2 separate regions of the Homo sapiens genome follow, and region 2 is linked to region 1. The links are chromatin loops, found by intact Hi-C in ENCODE. Cell type or tissue: HCT116. All regions are shown on one strand. Each heading gives the region's core, and the rest is flanking DNA. Links, peaks and the distances in the headings are about the cores only.

Region 1 (4,397 bases), core at 139-4,138:
AAAAAAGAACAGTAGAGCAGTTTCCACAAACGCCAGCCCTTATTTTTGGAAGGCCCACTTGCCAAGAACAATGTTTACTTGTCAAAAACAGTGTTGACGTTCATAAATGTTTTTTTCTGAATTTCTCAACGGTTAAGGGAAAAAAAGGCAAAAGAGCAATAATATTTCTTGACACAACATTTATATAAAATTTAGTAATCCCAGCTACTCAGGAGGCTGAGACAGGAGAATCGCTTGAACCTGGGAGGTGGAGGTTGCAGCGAGCCAAGATCGTGCCACTGTACTGCAGCCTGGGCAACAAGAGCAAAACTCCATCTCAAAAAAAAAACAATGTTAGATAGTATCGGACATGCTGGGTTGGACACAGGACTGAAGGGTAACTAGAAACAACTTTCAGGCAATTTCCACAAAAGTTACATGTCAGAAACAGGAAAGGTGGGCTTCCCCAGGTACTGCAAACCACCTATATTTTGCCATGACCAGGAATTTTTTATAAGCCCAAGTCCCACGTGTATTTTACAGCACTAATATTAACCTTCAAAACACGGAGGGTTTCTGTGTCTCCTCCTTCTTGGAAAATTTATCAAATTAAAAAAAAAAAGCTTAACTATTACTGCATTTTTTTAAAGAATGGTATTTGCTACAATCTGAAAGTTTGTGTTCCTCCCCCAAATTCCTGCATTGAAATCCTCACCCCTAAGACAATGGTGTCAGGAGGTGGGAGACTTGGGAGGTGATGACTTCATGGGGATCAAGCCTCATGAATAGGATCACTGTCCTTATAAAAGGAGCCCCAGAGAGCTCCCTCGCCCTTTCCACCATGTGAGCAGGCAGAGAAAATGCGTCGTCTATGAACCAGGGAGTGCATCCCCACCACACACTGAATCTGCCATGATCTTGAACCTCCAGCCTTCAGAACTGTGAGTGATAAATGTCTCTAGTTTATAAATTACCCAACTGAAGGTATTTTATTTTAGCAGCTCCCTACTCAGAGAGGCTGTGGCAGGAGAATCGCTTGAACATGGGAGGCGGAGGTTGCAGTGACCTGAGATCACACCACTGCACTCCGGCCTGGGCGACACAGCAAGACTCCGTCTCAAAACAACAACAACAACGGTTGGATCAAGAATGAAAGGTGCACGAAGGCAGTGATGAATGGAAGCCCCTTCCACCCTGGGCTCTGGAACTGCACAGGCCACCTTCTAAGGTTGCTCTCCTGTCATCCTCCCAAGTCTACACGGATATAAAGAAACACACTAGAGGTCTCTGATGCGATGGGGGCATCTCCAGAAATCCGAAGATTCAGGTTCTCAACCTCTGATCTGGGTGGGGGTGGGGAGCTGCAATTCCAGAAAGCAAAGGAAGCCTTGGCTGTGATTCAGACCATTTCTTGGTATCAAGCGTGTAGGGGAAGAAGGATGTGGACAAGGGAAAGAGAAGGAATGAATGCGGTCAGGACGCTGGCTGGAGAATGTCTGGGATGGTGACGTGCAGAGAGGAGCAGGCTGGCTGCGTCTCTCACTGTGCCTGGGACAGGCGGTGACAGAGGAAAGGGATTCCACATGAGAGTCAGAGACACCCAATGAAGAAAAAAAAGCAGCTTACAGGGTGAAAAGGACACAGACACAGACACGCAGAAGAATGTGGCCAAGGGATCGCCACCGAGTACGAACTGAAGACGTTTTCTAAGAATGGGTCCAAGGGACTGCCACTGTATGCACTGAAGACGTTCGGAAAGCATGTGGCCAAAGGACCACTGCTGTGTACACACTGAAGACATTCGCTAAGAATATGGCTAAGAGACGGCCACCTGTACACACTGGAGACGTTCCCTAAGTATGTGGCTAAGGGACCACCGCCATGTACACACTGAAGATGTTCCCTAAGTACGTGGCTAAGGGACGGCCGCCATGTACGCACTGAAGACGCTCCCTAAGAATGCAGCGAAGAGATGGCAGACGTTTCCTAGGCATGTGGCTAAGGGACCGCCGTGTACACACTTAAGACATTCCCTAAGCACGTGGCCCAAGGGACCATTGCCCTTTGCACATTGAAGACGATCCCTAAGCTTGGGTTAAGGGACCGCTGCCATGTACACACTGAAGAGGTTCCCTAGCAATCCGGCCAAGGGCCGCTGATGTGCACACACTGAAGACGTTCCCTAAGTGTGTGGCTAAGGGACTGCTACCATATACACACTGAAGATGTTCCCTAAGAATGTGGGTAAGGGACCGCCGCCATGTTCGCACTGAAGACGCTCCCTAAGAATGCGTCCAGGGGACTGCTGCCGTGTGCACACTGAAGATGTTCCCTAAGAATGTGGGTAAGGGACCCCCGCCATGTTCGCACTGAAGACGCTCCCTAAGAATGCGTCCAGGGGACAGCTGCCGTGTGCACACTGAAGATGTTCCCTAAGTATGTGGCTAAGGGAAGGCAGCCATGTACACACTGAAGACGTTCCCTAAGAATGCAGCCAAGGGAGGGCACTGAAGACGTTCCCTAGGCATGTGGCCAAGGGACCGCCACCTTATACACACTGAAGACGTTCCCTAAGCTTACGGCTAAGGGACCGCTGACATGTACACACTGAAGACGTTCTGTAACAATGCAGCCAAGGAACGGCCACCATGTACACACTGAAGAATTCCCTAAGCATGTGGCGCAAGGGACTGATACCATGTGCACAATGAAGATGTTCCCTAACCATAGGCCAACAGACTGCCACTGTGTAAATACTTAAGACATTCCCTAAGAATGGGGCTAAGGGACCCCCGCCATGTACACACTGAAGACGTTCCCTAAGAATGCAGTCACAGGATGGCACCGAAGACGTTCCCTAGGCATATGGCCAAGGGACCTCACTGAAGACGTTCCCTAAGCATGCGGCCCAGGGACAGCCACCGTGTACACACTGAAGACATTCCCAAAGCATGTGGCCAAGGGAACAAACTGAAGACGTTCCCTAATACAAAAGCTAAGACATTGTGGGTGTACCACACACTTCCTACAGCTGTGGGAAAATGAGGCTCTTCAGGGCGCCTCCATGACTAGCCACGAACCCAGCTAGGTGAGCCACGGAAAGAATGGCGTGTTGTAACTGCAGTAATTACCAAGACATAACAGGATCTAATCGCTTTCTAAATACATGGCTCCCTTAAGTCTCCCCATCCCTCCTCAATCACGCCAAAGAAGACCTGTTTAGCATACAAAATCAAGCTGTGAGGAGTAAAACTTTGGCAATGTCATTTCATCACAGCACAGAGCCACTGTGAGTCCAGCACCTCTTATGAAAAGAAAACAGACGGCCAGGCACCGTGGCTGACACCTGTCATCCGAGCACTTTGGGAGGCTGAGGCAGGTGGATCACTTGAGGCCAGGAGTTCGAAACCAGCCTGCCCAACAGGTGAAACCCCGTCTCTACTAAAAATACAAAAAAAAAGAAAAATCAGGGTGTAGGGGCAGGCACTTACAATCCCAGCTACTCCAGAGGCTGAGGCAGGAGAATTGCTTGAACCCAGGAGATGATGGCTGCAGTGAGCCCAGATTCAGCCATTGCACTCTAGCCTGGGCAACAAGAGCAAAACTCCATCGCAAAAAAAAAAAAAAAAAGAGAAAAGAAAACAGACATATTCATGCTGAGATTTCTACACTGTGAAAAAATATCTGCAACAGGGCATCACGCACCCCAAAAATTCCCAATGCTCTTAGCTAATCAAATCTACCAGGAAATTGCAATTCGAATGACTCCACAGTTTCCCAGAAAGGCAAACGCCATTCCAATAGAAAACATTCACTGCTTTTATGCACATTGTTACATCCATTCCTGAACACGACGCCTGTTACATCCATTCCTCAACAGGACGCCATGTAGACTGGATAAAGAAAGGGTGGAGCATATACACTATGGAATACTATGGACCCATGAAAAAGAATGGGATTGGTTGGGCGTGGCGGCGCATGCCTGTAATCCCAGCACTTTGGGAGGCCGAGGCAGGCAGATTACCTGAGGTCGGTAGCTCAAGACCAGACTGGCCAACATGGAGAAGCCCCGTCTCTACTAAAAATACAAAATTAGCCCAGCGTGGTGGTATGCGCCTGTAATCTCAACGACTCAGTAGCCTGAGGCAGGAGAATCACTTGAACCCAGGAACAGGAGGTTGTGGTGAGCTGAGATCACACCACTGCACTCCAGCCTGGGCAACAAGAAGGAAACCCAGTCTCAAAAGAAAAAGAAAAAAAGAAAACATGGGATGATGCCCTTTGCAGGAACATGCATGGAGGTGGAGGCCATTATCCTTAGCAAACTCACGTAGGAAAAGAAAACCAAATATCACCTGTTCTCACTCATAAACGGCAGCTAAACATTGGGTACTCATGGATACAAAGAAGGGAACAGC
Region 2 (4,397 bases), core at 136-4,135, 790 kb before region 1:
AGAGATTTTGAAATTAAGAGGCAGGAGAGAAGGAAGCTGAGAGCTTGCTATTTCTGTGAACACTGGTTGTTACTGTATCGGGCCCCGTTAGAGTGGACCCTAGCTCAGAGGAGACATTTGATAACTGTGGGAAAATCAATGAATGAATGAAGACGCTAAATTTCTTGCAAGCACTGATGTCTAACTTTTATTCATTTATTTATTTTAGACACAGGATCTTGCTCTGTTGCCCCGGCTGGAGTGTAGTAGTGTAATCCTAGCTGACTGCAGTCTCAAACTCCTGGGCTCAGGCAATCCTCCTGCCTCAGCCATGTGAGTAGCTAGGATTATAGGCCTGTGCCACCATGCTTGGCTAGGTGTTTTTAAAATTTTTTTGGCTGGGTGCAGTGGCTCATTCCTGTAATCCCAGCACTTTGGGAGGCCGAGGTGGGAGGATCTCCTGAGTCCGGGACATCGAGGCTGCATTGAGCCAAGATCGTGGCATTGCAGCCTGGGTGACAGACTGAGACCCTGTCTGAAATGAAATTTCAATAAAATAAATAAAATCATTTCTTTATAGACAGGATGTCAGTATGTTGCTCAGGCTGGTCTCAAACTTCTGGACTTCAAGTGAGCCTCCCACCTTGGCCTCCCAAAGTGCTGAGATTACGGGTGTGAGCCACCATGCTGGCCCTGAGTCTTAACTTTCATAAAAACAATTCTTTTGTGTCTGTGTGTGTGTGATGGAGTCTCTCTCTGTCGCCCAGTGTGTGTGTGTGTGTGTCTGTGTGTGTGTCTGTGTGTGTGTGTGTGTGTGAGATGGCGTCTCGCTCTGTCGCCCAGGCTGGAGTGCAATGGCACCATCTCAGCTCACTGCAACCTCTGCCTCCCGGGTTCAAGTGATTCTCCTGCCTCAGCCTCCTGAGTAGCTGGGGTTACAGGCGTGCACCACCACGCCCAGCTTATTTCTTGTATTTTTAGTAGAGACAGGGTTTCGCCATGTTGGCCAGGCTGGTCTCAAACTCCTGACCTCAAGTAATCCGCCCACCTCAGCCTCCCAAAGTGCTGGGATTACAGGCGTGAGGCACCACGCCTGGCCTTTCATAAGAATACTTCTTAGTAGAATGCTGCCTACCGCAGAATTGCCTTACCTCTCCCCTCACTTTGTGTCCAAAGGGAATTCACAATCTCCATTCCAGGGTTTGAGCTCAGGCTGAGATGAGATTCAGCTCGTCTGGGGACTTGCAAATGCTTTGAAAAGATATGAAAAGGGTCGGGCATGGTGGTTCACGCCTGTAATCCCAGCACTTTGGGAGGCTGAGGCAGGCAGATCACGAGGTCAGGAGTTCGAGACCAGCCTGGCTAACCTGATGAAACCCTGTCTCTACTAAAAATGCAAAAATTATCTGGGCGTAGTGGTGCGCGCCTGTAATCCCAGCTACTCAGGAGGCTGAGGCAGGAGAATCTCTTGAACCTGGGAGGCGGAGGTTGCAGTGAGCTGAGATCTCACCACTGCACTCCAGCCTGGGGGACAGAGCGAGACTCCTTCTCAGAAAACAAACAAACAAAAAACCAAAACAACAACAAAAACAAACAAAAACAAAAAACAAAACTCATAAAGGTATGAAGGGGAGAGGTGCATTCCTGGGTGTAATATTCTCAATGAACACCAGGAGGCGGTGGTGAGGCACCATCCACACAAGCTGTCTTGAAGCGTGAACTGCCTGAAATGGTGAATTTTGTATCCACAGTACCTGGTATGTGGTCAGATACTGGGCTACATGGTGCTGTGAAGGTATCTTTCAGATGAGATGAACATTTTGTTCAGAGTCTGAATGAAGCCAGGGACCACGCACGATGAGGGTGGGCCTCGTCCCATCAGTTGAAGGTCTTAAGTGCAAAGACCAATGTTTTCCAAGGACAAAAGGATTCTGCCTCCCGGGATTCGGGTTCCAGCTGCAGCATTAACTCTTCCTGAGTTCTGCAGCCTGCTGGTCTACCTGAAGAATTTAGTGTTTCCCCTCCAGAATCATTGAGCCAATTCCTTAAAATCTTCCTTTCTTAGGTATCTGTATACACATGCATAAAACCAACATATAACGCCTTCATAGCCAATTCCTTAAAATCTCTCTCTCTCAAATATCTATATGCATGCGTAAAACCAACATACACCGCCTTCATAGCCAATTCCTTAAAATCTCTCTCAAATATCTATATGCATGCATATAACCAACATATACCTCCTACATGGCTATACCTCCTACATGGCCAATCCCTTAAAAATCTCTCTTAGATATTTATATATGTATGTGTAAAACCAACATATGCCTCCTACTTAGACAATTCCTTAAAATCTCTCGCTCAAATATCTATATATGCATGCATAAAATCAACATAAACCTCCTACTTAGCCAATTTCTTTCTTTTTTTTTTTTTTTGAGACAGAGTCTTGCTCTGTTGCCCAGGCTGGAGTGCAGTGGCACGATCTCGGCTCACAGCAACCTCCATCTCCCAGGTTCACGCAATTCTCGTGCTTCAGCCTCCCGAGTAGCTGGAATTACAGGTGCCCACCACCACATCTGGCTGATTTTTGTATTTTTAGTAGAGAAAGGGTTTCACCATGTTGGCCAGGCTGGTCTCAAACTCCTGACCTCGTGATCCGCCCGCCTCAGCCTCCCAAAGTGCTGGGATTACAGGCGTGAGCCACCACGCCCGGCCTTAGCCAATTTCTTAAAATCTCTCTCAAATATCAATACATGTATATATGAAACCAACATATACCTCCTACTTAGACAATTCCTTCAAATTTCTTTCCCTTTCTCTCAAGACCTATAGATGTCTGTATAAAACCAATATATACTTCCTACGTAGCCAATTCCTTAAAATGTCTCTCCTTCAAATATCTATATGTATGTATAAAACCAACATATACTTCCTTCATAGTTAATTTCTTAAAGTCGCTCTCTGTGTATATAGATTTATATAGACATAGATATAGAGATATTATATGTCTACATATAGCTATGCATGAATAAAGCCAATATGTACCTATTATGTATACAAATCCTTAAAATCTTTCCTTTCTCTCTGTATGTATATATATAGATATATCTATATATAGATCTGTATGGATAAAGCCAATAGGTACCTTCTATATTGACAATTCCTTAACATCTCTCTCTCTGTGTATACCTATATATAGATATATAGACATTATATATCTATATGTATGTAAAAACCAACATATACCTCCTACATAGACAATTCCTTAAAATCTCTTTGCCTCTCTCTCTGTCTCTTTTTTGAGACCGAGTCTTGCTCTGTCACCCAGGCTGGAGTGCAATGGTGTGTTCTTGGCTCACTGCAACCTTCACCTCCCGGGTTCAAGCGATGCTCCTGCCTCAGTCTCCCAAGTAGCTGGGGTTACAGGTGCCCACCACCACGCCTGGCTAATTTTTTGCATTTTTACTAGACACGGGGTTTCACCATGTTGGCCAGGCTGGACTCGAACTCCTGACCTTAGGTAATCTGCCCGTCTCGGCCTCCCAAAGTGCTGAGATTACAGGCGTGAGCCACCGTACTCGGCCTAGATAGAGATATATAGCTATTATATATCTATATATTGATATGTATGGACAAAGCCAATATGTACCTCCTATACTGATAATTCCTTAACATCTCTCTCTCTCTGTGTATTTTATATATAGATGTATAGATAGTCTCTGTCTGTGTATATTTATATATAGATATATATTGTATCTATATAGATATATATTGTATATATATATAGATATATAGTATATATAGATATATATTGTATATATAGACATATATTGTATATATATATATATATATATGCATGTAAAAAACCAACATATACCTCCTACATAGAAATTCCTTAAAATCTCTTTGCCTCTCTCTCTCTCTCCCCCACCCGCCTCTTTTTTTTTTTTTTGAGACGGAGTCTTGCTCTGTTGCCCAGGCTGGAGTGCAATGGTGTGATCTTGGCTCACTGCAACCTCCACCTCCCGGGTTCAAGCAATTCTCCCACCTCTGCCTCCTGAGTAGCTGGTACTACAGGTGCCCACTACCATGCCCAGCTAATTTTTTGTATTTTTAGTAGAGACGGGGTTTCACCGTGTTGGCCAGGCTGGTCTCAAACTCCTGACCTCAGGTGATCTGCCCGCCTCGGCCTCCCAAAGTGCTGGGATGACAGGCGTAAGCCACCGTGCCAGGCCTACATATAGATATGTAGCTATTATATATCTCTATATAGATATGTATGGATAAAGCCAATATGTACATCCTAATATTGAGAATTTCTTAACATCTCTGTCTTTGTGTATATTTATATATAGATAAATAGCTACATAGACATTATATATCTATATGTATGTAAAAAACCAACATATACCTCC

The links. Peaks named below come from ENCODE experiments on the same cell type or tissue, not always from the same donor. Only the 100,000 strongest peaks of a DNase experiment are listed, where the experiment ranks them.
Region 2: it touches region 1 in a loop (9-fold over the local background); 2 of 110 quality-filtered maps call a loop at or near these places.

The regions. Positions count from the first base shown.
Region 1 is chrX:2,462,218-2,466,614 of GRCh38, forward strand. All of the region lies in intron 1 of DHRSX (dehydrogenase/reductase X-linked), which reads right to left. Among named protein-coding and RNA genes, the nearest start is that of DHRSX, 37 kb to the right of the region's middle. In HCT116, for the core only: no CTCF peak of the experiment used is centred there; DNase peaks (open chromatin) are centred at 2,054 and 2,544; H3K4me3 peaks cover 2,749 bases; H3K27ac peaks cover 3,319 bases.
Region 2 is chrX:1,671,795-1,676,191 of GRCh38, forward strand. No RefSeq gene overlaps it. Among named protein-coding and RNA genes, the nearest start is that of LINC02968, 58 kb to the right of the region's middle. In HCT116, for the core only: a CTCF peak has its summit at 1,653 (motif pointing right); a DNase peak (open chromatin) is centred at 1,667.